2 separate regions of the Homo sapiens genome follow, and region 2 is linked to region 1. Evidence: chromatin contacts called from ENCODE Hi-C data. All regions are on one chromosome and are shown on one strand. Each heading gives the region's core, a stretch centred on a gene start or an enhancer-like site at or near the end of the contact. The rest is flanking DNA. Distances are from core to core; before and after follow the strand shown. Region 1 holds the start of ESF1 (ESF1 nucleolar pre-rRNA processing protein). Region 2 overlaps DZANK1 (double zinc ribbon and ankyrin repeat domains 1).

Region 1 (6,288 bases), core at 32-2,531:
GTTTGTTGCATTATACTTGACTCCAACTTTGTTCCACTCCTGAATAAAAATTTACTGAGGCCTGAACTTGAGAATGCGTGTCCTGAAAGTAGAAACCCTCAGTCTCTGGCTCACCTGGGCAGGGAGAAAGGTTTCTCAAACGAGCCAAGACAAATCAGAAATCTTAATTTGATCTTCCTAAAACATAAGTCAGATCACTCCACTGATTAAAACAAGAGCTTCACATTCCCCTAGAGCAGTGCTGACCAAAAATCATGAGAGCCACATATGTAATTTCAAATTTTCTAGTAGCCACATAAGAAAAAAAGTAAAAACGAGAGAAATTTTAATTGAAAAATTTAAATTTATATTTAATATATTTCATGTGACCCAATATATCAAAAATAATCACTGCAACATGTAATCAATATAAAAGCTCTTAATGAGCTATTTTACATCCTTTTTTCATACTAAGTCACTATACTCGTGTGTATTTTACAACACATCTCAATTGGACTAGTCACCTTTCAAGTGTTCAACAGCCACATGTGTGGCCGGCAGTTACCATACTGGCTGGACAGTGCAGATACAGAAGAAAACCCCAAGTCCCTATCCTGCAAGGCCCTGATGATTTGGGTCCTCCTAACCTTCTCTCCCACTCTCTCCCTCTCCGGAGCTTCACTGGAGGCCTCTATAAGGTCCTTTCAGCCTCAAGGACGTTGCCGAAATGAATGCATGAATGAATGAAAGCATGTTACAAATATCCGAGGCCAGGCCTTGCGTGATTACAGTAGAGGCCGAAAGAGGCAGGGCTGCTGGTCAAGGTCAGACGGCTAGGTGGGGTGAGCTCGGGGCCTAGCCGGAACTAGCGGAGAGGAAAACAAGCCTCCGCGTCGCCCGCCCCGCCGCCCCGCCGCCCCGCGGGCTCACCTCCTCCTTCAGGTAGTCAAATTTGGTCGGCTCGGGCTGCCGGGCTGCCCAGTTCTTCTGTTTCCTTTTCAAATCCCGGTCGAAAATATTCAGGGTTCTGGGCGAGGTGCTACCGCGGGGAGAGACACCAGAGGTGACTTCCCTACGGCCAAGATTCTCCGCTGGGACCCTCGCCGCCCAAGGTCGCCGACATAAGCGCCAGAGCCCTGCCGGCCGCAGCATCTCCAGCTGCGACCCCAATTGCCGGCGCTTTTTGTGCGCATGCGCCAGCGCGGCTTTTGTGTCTACTCCAAAGATCTTCTCGAGGGAACGTGCAAGTAGTTTGGCCTAGTTCGCTTGCCATTACGGCGGAGCGTCACGCGGAGGATTGTGGGTGTGAGCCCCACGTGAGGCTTGGTAGGACTGCGGACGGTGAGTGGGGATGGACTGGAGTTGAAGAGCTCGAGATGAAGGGCTTGAGGGCGTGTGTGTGTGTGGCGCGGGGAAAAAACTAGTCTCTAACAGGATCTCTTTCGGATCTGCGAGGGGTTTTGCCCCTTCCTCCTGAGCCTTTTTCGGTCTCATTCTTCAGTCTTCATCGATCCTTTTCAGGGTCGCTTCTCGAATCAGTCTGTTAGCTGCCCCCCTGCGGTACAGGAGGTGGAAAGGAGACCCTAGTTCAGGGGCCAGCCCTGTGTTCTCCGAATTAGAGAGCGGGCAGAAGGGGAGGGTGGGCTACGGGGATGCGGGCGCGTGTCGGGAGTGAGGTCCGGTCGCCTTCCCCTCTCTCGGATTATCTGACATATAATGAGTGCTTTCCTTCTAAACATTTACAATACATGCAGTACTTCTCCTGGTTGAGGTGGTACCTACCTCGTAAGATTGCTCAGAGAGTTAAGTGCTGTAATACATCGAAAAATGTGTAAATGCACCAGCGATAGCTTCCTTTTTTTTCCTAGTTAGTGTAATTAAAAGGACTTGATTTTTAAATAAGAAATATTGCCCTTTTAATCATTTTGGGGGGGGGTTGCTTAATAATCAACGACTTTTGGCTCTTTGCAAAATTCCCATCCAGAGATGCTAAACCATTGGAGACTTTTCACAAGGGAACAATATTAATTTATACACACATATGTATATGTTCTAGTATGTTTTGGGGGAATGAGCTCACTTGGGCCTTCATCACTGGTAGAATCAGATATTATAGAAAGAAGTGATATTTATTAACTGGTGTGAGACTTTACCTGGAGACTCAAATTTACTTTTTATTTTTAAACTTTTTATTACTTTTGAAGGATGATCGAATTTAAAAAGGAAACTTTCTTAGCTAAACCTGAGTTGATTTTGGTCTGTTTAGTTAGAATGCTAGTCTTACAGAACTAAAGGCTGTTTGTTGGCAGTAGCCGGAGATAAGGAGTAAGCAGAATGAGACCAGAATGTGAAGAAACAAATGAGGCCAACGGAGGCTAGGGAATCTTTCTTTCTTACTTTTTTTTGGTAGACAGGGTCTCACTCTGTTGCCCCAGCTGGTGTGCTGTAGTGCCGTTAGGCTCACTCTAGCCAAGACCTCCCGGGTGGAAGTGATCCTCTTGCCTTAGCCTCCAAAGTAGCTGGGACTACAGGCGCGCGCCACCATGCCGGGCTCATTTTTGTATTTCTTGTGGGGATTCACCATGTTACCCAGGCTGGTCCTGAACTCCTGGGCTCAAGTGATCCGCCCGCCTTGGCCTCCGAAAGTGCTGGTGAGCCACCGCACTCGGCCTAGGGAATCTTAACTACATTTGCCTTCAATTAGTAACACATACTGGTATACAAATAGAAATTCTAAGTGAGAGCAATGGATGAATAAACATTTGTTCCCCTCCATAAAGCCCTGGGATTCTGCTTTGTCTACCTTAAGTTTATTTCTCTAAATGATCTGTCATGGAAAGAGGATATTTTGGTATGTTTCTGCTTTTTTGCATGTGACCCAGAATACGTTGGAGAGATGAAATTAGACTTGTTACCTCTATTTTATGTACACTTAACTTAGAATATATTAACTTAGAATATATTGTGAATGTGTTTTAAAACATTTAATTATTGTACTAACCATTATTACCATTAAAACATTTGTTTTATTTTTCAGTATTTGTTTTCTTCAAGCATTTGGTCGAGATTAAGAATTAAAAATGTCATCCAAACAAGAAATAATGAGTGACCAGCGGTTTAGACGGGTTGCAAAGGACCCGAGATTTTGGGAAATGCCAGAAAAGGATCGAAAAGTCAAAATTGACAAGAGATTTCGAGCCATGTTTCATGACAAGAAGTTCAAGTTGAACTATGCCGTGGATAAAAGAGGGCGCCCCATTAGCCATAGCACTACAGAGGATTTGAAGCGTTTTTACGACCTTTCAGATTCTGATTCCAATCTCTCTGGTGAAGATAGCAAAGCATTGAGTCAAAAGAAAATAAAGAAGAAAAAAACCCAGACTAAAAAAGAAATCGATTCAAAAAATCTAGTTGAGAAAAAGAAAGAAACCAAGAAGGCTAATCACAAGGGTTCTGAAAATAAAACTGATTTAGATAATTCTATAGGAATTAAAAAAATGAAAACCTCATGTAAATTTAAGATAGATTCAAACATAAGTCCGAAGAAGGATAGCAAAGAATTTACACAAAAAAATAAGAAAGAGAAAAAAAACATTGTTCAACATACTACAGACTCTTCTCTCGAAGAAAAACAAAGGACATTAGACTCAGGCACCTCTGAAATTGTGAAATCTCCCAGAATCGAGTGTTCTAAGACAAGAAGAGAAATGCAATCAGGTAGGTTGGAAAAAATTAGAGATTCTTGGGTGTTACATTATTTATTTTTATACTGATCTTTCAAAAATGTAAACACATTAATAAGTATTTTCATAGTATTATGGAATGGTCAAATGCTTATCTGGAAATACAAAGCTATAAAAGAAATATGCAGTGATTATTAATTTTTGATGTGGTGCTAGAAGACAGACATGAAAATTTGAATCTTGAAGTTAAACAGTGATTTTGATTAGTGGTGAGCCCTAATGAGAACTATATTCTCTAACCAGATAAAGTGTTATATGTCATCACATGATAAGAAGAGATGTGTCTAAAGAGGGTAAGTAGGCCGGACATGGTGGCTCACGCCTGTAATCCCAGCACTTTGGCAGGCCAAGGCGGGCAGATCACTTGAGGTCAGGAGTTCAAGACCAGCCTGGCCAACATGGTGAAACCCCATCTCTACTAAAAATAAAAAAAAATAGCCAGGCATGGTGGCGCACACCTGTAGTCCCAGCTATTCGGGAGGCTGAGGCAGGAGAATTGCTTGAACCTGGGAGGTGGAGGTTGCAATAAGCTGAGATTGCACCACTGCACTCCAGACTGGCTGACAGAGCGAGACTCTGTCTCAAAAGTAAAATAAAATAAATAGGGTAAGTAGGACTCCGTCTCAAAAATAAAATAAGAGGGTAAGTAGAGTTGAGTACTCATTCATTAATTTGTTCAGTTGCTTTGCCACTAGTATGTGGCAGGCAGAATATGAGTAAGGCGTCGTCACCCATCTCAGGGCTGTCGCTAGCTTATATGATGCCTTTATGCAAATTAGAAAAAGGCATGCTCTCTGGACACACAGAGCTCCCAGGGGTCACACTTTGGTGAAGAGATGGCGCCTTTGAAGCAACAGATTTTTTGCCCCTGAGCAGACACAGCCCCCTCCAGAGTGCATGGCTTGGTGAGTGTAGGATGGCCTTGATTTTAGCCCTTCTTGTCCTTTTATAAATGCCCCTGTGCGGATAACAGCCTGCTAAACTTTGTGCAGTGGCCCCTGTCTAAAGCAACATTGTCTAGTAGAAATACATAATTTTGGATTTTCTAGTAACCACATTAAAAAGTAAGATGAAACAGGTAAAATTATTTTAAATAATATATTTTATGTAACCCAATATATCAAAATTATTTCAATATGTAATCAATATAAAAGTCAATGTATATTTTACATCCCATTTTCTACTCATTTCATACTAATACTATTTTCATATTAATGTCAAGTTAGACAAAACGCATTTCAAGTGCTCCGTTACCACATGTGACTACTGGCTACCATATTGGACAATATAGATCTAAAGTAGAAGAAAGTCAGAACCATAATACAAAATGCAATAATAGTAAGTGCCGTAAAAGATGTTTAGCAGAAAGCCATGGAAATCTGGAGGAAGAAGTCACTCAAGATGTGGTAATCAGAAAAATTCATAGGGGACGCACTACTTTGGGGTGTGGAAAAATTTAAGTTTGAGGACCAGAGTGTGCTACATGGAAAGAACTTTTTGAGCAAAGATGTGATTGGGCATGTTCAGAAGAGGTCAGTAGTCCCGTTTGATTAGATAATAAGGTCTTGAAGGGCCAAAATGAGTAGCAGCGAGAAATGATTGTTTGGAACTAGGTGAGAGACAGCTGGCTCTAGTTTGCATTACGTGTTTACTAATTAAAATTTTTTGTCACCTCCAGCAGCAAGCAATTTTGAGTGTTGATGTTGCTGATAGTTGAAGATGTAACTGAAAACCAGTAGTAGTTCACATGAGCCAGACCTGTGATTACAGGATCCAAGGAGGGGTCTTGATAGGCCGAGAGGTCTTGATAGGCCAAGAGGTCTTGATAGCCCAAGAGTTCTTGATAGGCCAAGAGGTTTTGATAGGCCAAGAGGTCTTGATAAGCAGAGATCACACTGTGAGGGTAGAAGGTATCAGGCAGTGGAGTGAATTCTGGATAGCAAGGACTAGGGAGTCAGTGGTGGTATCCCATTTTACATTTGTAGTGGAACCAGGCAGCAGACCTCTTGAGGTGTGGGAAGAAAGGATAGGAATCCGGTTACTAAAATTGAAGAATAAGATTGGAGTGGGACCGGCAGCAAAGTTGATTTGACACTGAATTAGTGAGGTAAGTTAGTCTAGCATCCACTTCATTTGGGGCACTGAATTAATATAACATAGCTATATAATCCTTTAGATTGATTTTACAGACTTTTTTACATATCTTTTCTCATTTAATTTTCTTAGTTACCTTGAGCAATAAGACTGTATCAGCGAACAAGATTAAAGTGACTTATGTAAGGACATGCAGACCTGGAACTGCAACTCAAGTCTTCTGACTCCTTCTACCCCACCACATTGCTTGCAGTAATTTTGTTGGTTCCACAGTCTAGGAAAGGCATTACTCATAAATAAGGATTACACGGCTCCATATATAATCTTCTGTTCATTATCCATTCATCAGTTATTACAGCAATTACTGTGTGCAAGGGCCTTTTTAAGTGCTGTGAAGTAAAGGTGATGTGAGGACTTGCAGTGTGATATTTGTCATCATGAAATGTTCATGCCCAGCACTTGCACTCCTCAG
Region 2 (6,288 bases), core at 1,226-3,725, 4.6 Mb before region 1:
TTGCTCAGATCCAGTTCTTGAGATGTTCTTTCAGCTATTCAATGCATGTATAAGTAAACTGGTGCTATGAACACTGACCCAATTATTTTCACCTAGCAAGGTGTCTTGTTAGTAACCTCCTCATTCTTTTCAGTGACTTCATAATCCATTGTTTGTATGTATGTACTGTGTTATATTTAGACCATCCCTATTGCTGGACATGTGTGTTGTTTTCAGTGATTTCTTTTAAAACCACAGTGTTTTAGGGGTTGACCTGGAGTACACTTCTTTCTGTACTTGTCCATCTGTAGGATAAATTCTGGAAGGTAGAATGGCTGGGTCAGAGAGTCTGGGCATATGTTAATTTGTATGGTATGAGAATAATTTACATGAGGAAATTATAACTCTAATATTCATCAAGATATTTTCTATCCTCTAGCTCGGCATTCCTGCTGGCTGTTCTGTTTGCCCTAAATGTGGGGCCAGCAATCACCTGTCTGCCCGATTCTGTGGCTCCTGTGGTATTTGTGTGAAGTCCCTAGTGAAACTTAGCTTGGACAGAAGCCTGGCTCTAGCTGCTGAGGAACCTCGCCCTTTTTCTGAGGTGAGGCCTCCCCTGTAGTAAGAACTGGTACCCAGGAAGAGGCTGTAACTCTGAATGTGTGTGCTCCACCCTGTGAATCAACCCGGGGAAGAGACCCAAAACTTTTAGAACTTTCACATGGAATTTCAACTAGGTGTGTAAATAAATGCAGTCAATTTAGATTTTAATTGCATTTGCAAGGCCGTAGACATAATGCCACTTTAGTGGCTTTAAAATACATGAGACAGAATGCACTTCTCTTGAATTTCTTATGTAGCATTCTGAGAACTTTTCCTTCCCCTTTTTTATATTTTAGAAAGCTTAGGGTATATAAGATTGCTTTTGTAATTTATAACAGCTGGGCATAGTTTGAGGACAAATCTCACCAGGTTATTTTCAGAAGTACTTAAGCTCTAACAACTGGCTTTGTGTTAGATTTTTATAATTTTATACATTTCTCTAAGCTGGATAAAGACTTTCCATGTTTCTTCTTATCTCTTTATTATAAGAAGTTAAAGATTGATCATTATTAGAGGATACACTCAGCACTTTGTATGCAGTTTTAGGGAGTTCATGACCTTTTTTTTTTGAGACAGAGTCTCGCTGTGTTGCTCAGGCTGGAGTGCAATGGTGCAATTTTGGCTCACTGCAACCTCTGCCTCCCAGGTTCAAGCAATTCTTCTGCCTCAGTCTCCTGAGTAGCTAGGATTACAGGCCCGTGCCACCATGCCCGGCTAATTTTTGTATTTTTAGTAGAGATGGGGTTTCACCATGTTGGTCGGGCTGATCTCGAACTCCTTACCTCGTGATCCACCCACCGTGGCCTCCCAAAGTGCTGAGATTACAGGCATGAGCCACCATGCCCAGCCGTTCATGGCTTTCTTAACCCAGTTTGAAAGATTTAAATCCTAAACTGCCACTAGCCCTTATTCCTTTGTGCAAATGAAACAAAGGTGTTCTTTTCTCAAGACACTTGACTGCCATCTATTGGAAATTGCTTGTAATATACTGGTTTCTCTACTAGAAAAATTACCCTAATACATATGCAAATATATGATGTTCACCATATGAATGGTACTACTTTGAATGCAGTGACGTTGTGCAACGCACAACCTTTCATGGTAGTCCTCTCAGGTCCCCAGGTTTAGATGCAGGAAAGTATGTTAGAGAAAATGTTGGTGACCAGTGGCTGAGTGTGGATTAGTAGTGAAGTCTATGCTCTATTGGATTACAGAGCTGAAAAGGATAGATATCTTCCAGGCATCAAGCAGGCCGGCAAACACCCCTTGATTTGCTGACTTTTAGATAATAAATGGCTAATCCTGGATCAGGCTGGAAGTTGCTGAGAAAGACAGGAGCAAGGAAGATGAGGCAAAGGCTGGAAAACCCTATTAGTTCCAAGTACACTTTTCTTGAGATACTTTTTATTCTGATTAGAGTTGTTTTCTATAAGTAAAATGCAAGATTGATTAAATTATATTCTAATTTTAAAAATGTCTTCTGCCTCACGCATGGCCCCGATGTGCCTGGCAGTCCCTGAATATTCCTTTGCCCAGATCTGATGTTGGGACTAAGAGGGACATAGGAACACAGACTGTTGGCCTCTTCTACCCATCTGGCAAGCTGCTAGCAAAAAAGGAACAGGAACTAGCCTCTCAAAAGCAGAGGCAGGAGAAAATGAGTGACCATAAACCCCTCCTGACAGCCATCAGCCCAGGAAGAGGTAAGGGGGAGGATGCCCTTTCTTCTGGTCGGGAGGGAATTCACTCTTTCTGTGAAAGAACATTTCATTTTCTCTTCCTTTTAGATTTATTTGTATGTGTAAGAAGTAAGTTTCTTTCTTTTCCTCTTTTTCAAGTAATTTTCTTTGTATTGGAAAAAGAAGCTCTTCCTGTAAGCTCCTTCTTAAACTTTCAGTATTCTGATGTTTTAGCTCATAGCCCTGTAGTCTAGTTCCTCAGTCACATGGCGCATGTGGGTTTCTTTTGTCGTGACGGCATGTTGTTAGTGCACAGTGCTATTGCTATCTGCCATTATCCCTTTTTTTAATTGTAAAATTTAAATAACATAAAATTCACCATTTTGACTATTTTTAAGTCTATAATTTGGGCCAGTTGTGGTGACTCATGCCTGCAATCCCAGCACTTTGGGAGGCCAAGGCTGGAGGATCTCTTGAGTCTAGTCTGGCCAACAAAGTGAGACCCTGTCTCTACAATTTTTTTTTTAAAGCAGTCATTTGTGGTGGTGCATGCCTGTGGTCCCAGCTACATGCTTCAAATTTCATTTTGAAATTTAATCTCTATTGTGGTGGTATTAAGTGGCGGGACGTTTTGGAAATTGATCATGAGGATGGAGCCCTCATGAATAGATCAGTGCCTTATGAAAGGGCTGGAGGGAATGAGTTAAGGCCCCTTTTTGTCCTTTGGCCCTCCCTCCATGTGAGGACACAACGTTGCCCTCCTTTGGAGGATGCAGCAACGAGGCACCATTTTGGAAGCAGAGAGACCAGGCCCTCCCCAGACACCTAACCTGCAGGGACCTTTATTTTGGACTTCTAGCTTCCAGAATGTGAGAAATAAATTCCTGTTCTTTATAAATTACCCAGTCTCAAGTATTTTGTTTATAGCAGCACAAATGGACTAAGACAGTTTGCTAGTATTTTCTTGAAGACTTTTGTGTCTATATTTATAAGAGATATTAGTCTGCAGTTTTCTTCTTTCCTTCTACTGTCTGTCTGATTTTGGTATCAGGATAATGGTAGCCTTATAGAAACACTTCTTTTTTTTTGAAGTGGTTATGAAGAATTGGTATTAACTATTATTTAAATTTTGGTAAATTACCTGTGAAGCTATCTGGATCTGATGTTTGTCTAGTGGGCAATTCTGATTACTCTTTACTTTTTATAGGTCTGTTCAGATTTTCTATTTCTTGTTGAATCAGTTTTGGTAGTTTGTGTTTTTCCAGATATTTATCTATTTCATCTGATTAATTTATTAGCATACAGTTGTTTGTGATACTCTTTTATAATCTTTTTTATTTCAATAAAGTTGGTGATAACATCTCCTATTTCATTTCTAATTCTAGTAACTTGAGATGTCACTTTTTTTGGTCAATCTTACTAAAGGTTTATCAATTTCATTGATCTTTTCCAAGAACCAACTTTTGGTTTTATTGATTTTCTATTATTTTTATATTCTGTATTTCACTAAATTCCACTCTCATCATGATTTCCTTCTTTCTTCTTACTTTAAGTTGACTTTGCTCTTCTTTTCCTCGTTTAAGGTCAAAGATTAGGGTGATGATTTTGAGATCTTTCTTCAGAATGTGAACATTTGCTGCTATAAATTTCTGTTTGAGCTTTGCTTTCACTGCGTCCCATAAGTTTGGTGTACCTTCATTTTCTTTCTTTCTTTCTTTTGAGATAGGATCTCACTTTGTCACCCAGGCTGGAGTGCGGTGGCACAATCATGGCACACTGCAGCCTTGACCTCCTGGGTTCAAGTGATCCTCTTCCCTCAATCTACTGAGTAGCTGGGAGCACAGGCACAAGCCACCACACCTGGATAATTTTTAAACGTTTTTGTAGAGATGGGGTGACACTGTGTTGCCAGTGTTGCCGGTCTCAAACTCTAGGTGTCAAGGAAGCCTCCCACCTTAGCCTTCCAGAGTGCTAGGATTACAGGCATAAGCCCCTGTGTCCAGCACCATGAATCAGGGTTTTTTGTCCATTCTGACAATCCCTGTTTGTTTGTTTTTTAAATTGGATTGTTTCATCCATCTACATTTAATGTTATTATTGATAAAGTTGGACTTATCATTTTGCTTTTTGTTTTCCAAATGTTTCTAAATGCCTTTTTTGTTCCTCTGTTGCTCCTTTACTGCTTTCTTTTGCATTGCATATTTTCCAGTGTAACATTTTGATTTATTTAATGACTTTTTCACTACATACTTTGAGTTATTTCCTTAGTGGTTACTATAGGGTTTTCCTCATACATCTTAACAGACTATACTTCAAGTTTATACTAAATTAATTCCAATGAAATATATAAATTCTACCCCTATAATTCAATTCCCTCTTCCCAACTTTTGTGGCATTATTTTCTAATATAACATTATGTTTATGTTTACATATATGTTATAAACTCTCAAAACACTGTTACAATTATTAGTTATAACATGATGTCTTTTAAAAAAAGAACTATTATTTATGGCTTTTGTTATATTAGCCTTCTTTTCCCCCATTTATAGTTCTCTTAATTTATTCCTTTGGATTATTTCCTAAGCCCAATGAAGCTTTGCTCTTACTCACCTCCCTTTTTTTTTTTTTTTTTTTTTTGAGACGGAGTCTCGCTCTGCCACCCAGGCTGGAGTGCGGTGGCGTGATCCCGACTCACTGCAACCTCCGCCTCCTGGGTTCAAGCGATTCTCCTGCCTCAGCCTCCCAGATAATTTTTTGTGTTTTTAGTAGAGACAGGGTTTCACTGTGTTAGCCAGAATAGTCTCGATCGCCTGACCTCGTGATCCACCCGCCTTGGCCTCCCGAAGTGCTAGGATTACAGGCGTGAGCCACCACGCCTGGCCTCACCCACCTTCTTTGTGTTGTTATTGGTCAATATATCTTATTTCTATATGTTATAGGCCAAACTGTATAATTATATTCATATTCATATTGTTTTACATACTCTCTTTTTGAATCTGTTGAGAAGAAGGGAAAAGAAATATGCATTTATAATGTCTTTTATAATTACATAATTACCTTTACTGGTGGTGATGGTGGTGGTGGTGGTGTGTGTGTGTGTGTGTGTGTGTGTGTGTGTATTCATATTACTCTCTAGGGTCATGTGCTTTCAGCCTAAAGAACTTCATAAGTATTCTTATAAGGTAGATTTGCTAGCAATGAATTCTCTGTTTTTGTTAAACTCTACTAGCTATAAGATTCTTGCTTTACAGTTGTTTTCTTTGAACACTTTGAATACGTTGATCTACTGTCTTCTGGCCTCCGTTATTTCTGATGAGAGTTCTGCTGTTAATATACTGGGGATCCCTTGAACCTTAGGAATCACCTCTCTCTTGCTTCTTTCAAGATTCTCTTCTTGTCATATTCTTTCAACAGTTTGATAATGTGTCTCGCTGTGGATCTCTTTGGGTTTATCCTACTTGAAACTTGTTGAGCTTCTTTTTAAAAAATTTTTAAATTTTTTATTTAAAAAATTTTTGTGGGTACATAGTAGGTGTATATATTTATGGGGTACGTGAGATATTTTGGTAGAGCCATGCAATGCATAATAGTAACACTGATTGCATAAACAAACAAACTTGCAAAATGGAAACTAATAAAAACTCTAGATTTAATCCCCCCTGCTTTTTAACTTTTTGTTTTTTCTCTTTAGTGTTATTGTACTGTCTTAAAAAGTTGTAGTTATTATTTTTGATTGGTTCATAATTTAGTCTTTTTATTTAAGTCAAGAGAAGTTCACACACCACAATGCCAGTGTTATGCTATTCTGTGTTTCTCTGTGTGCTTACTATTACCCATGAATTTTGGACCTTCGGATAATTTCTTCTTGCTCATTAACATCCTTTTCTTTCAGATTGAATAACTCCCTTTAGCATTTCTTGTAAACAGTCTGGTATTGATGAAATTCCTTAGCTTTTCTTTGGGAAGATCTTTGTTTCTCCTTCATGTTTGAAAGATATTTTTGCCAGACATATACTATTCTAGGGTA

Evidence for each region. Hi-C counts contacts between places; a loop is a spot of excess contacts on that map. Pooled maps may share reads with other maps.
Region 2: a pooled map shows a loop between it and region 1 (3-fold over the local background). The contact joins the enhancer-like site here to the promoter of ESF1 in region 1. A Hi-C loop is called at or near these places in 2 of 50 pooled maps.

What each region holds. Positions count from the first base shown.
Region 1 is chr20:13,779,912-13,786,199 of GRCh38, reverse strand. It overlaps ESF1 (ESF1 nucleolar pre-rRNA processing protein), which reads left to right and starts at 1,281. Exons shown (of 14, transcript NM_001276380.2): 1 at 1,281-1,320; 2 at 3,017-3,696. The coding sequence starts at 3,060. NDUFAF5 (NADH:ubiquinone oxidoreductase complex assembly factor 5) reads right to left here and starts at 1,172. Exons shown (of 11, transcript NM_024120.5): 1 at 910-1,172. The coding sequence starts at 1,131. RefSeq lists enhancers at 262-951, 947-1,236.
Region 2 is chr20:18,408,643-18,414,930 of GRCh38, reverse strand. DZANK1 (double zinc ribbon and ankyrin repeat domains 1) reads left to right here. Exons shown (of 21, transcript NM_001367614.1): 12 at 419-583; 13 at 2,078-2,285. Among named protein-coding and RNA genes, the nearest start is that of LINC00851, 33 kb to the right of the region's middle. RefSeq lists a silencer at 1,380-1,429 and an enhancer at 2,300-2,349. Within about 2 kb of position 2,475, at least 4 of the 41 ENCODE cell types and tissues checked have a DNase peak (open chromatin) inside an H3K27ac peak, as active enhancers do.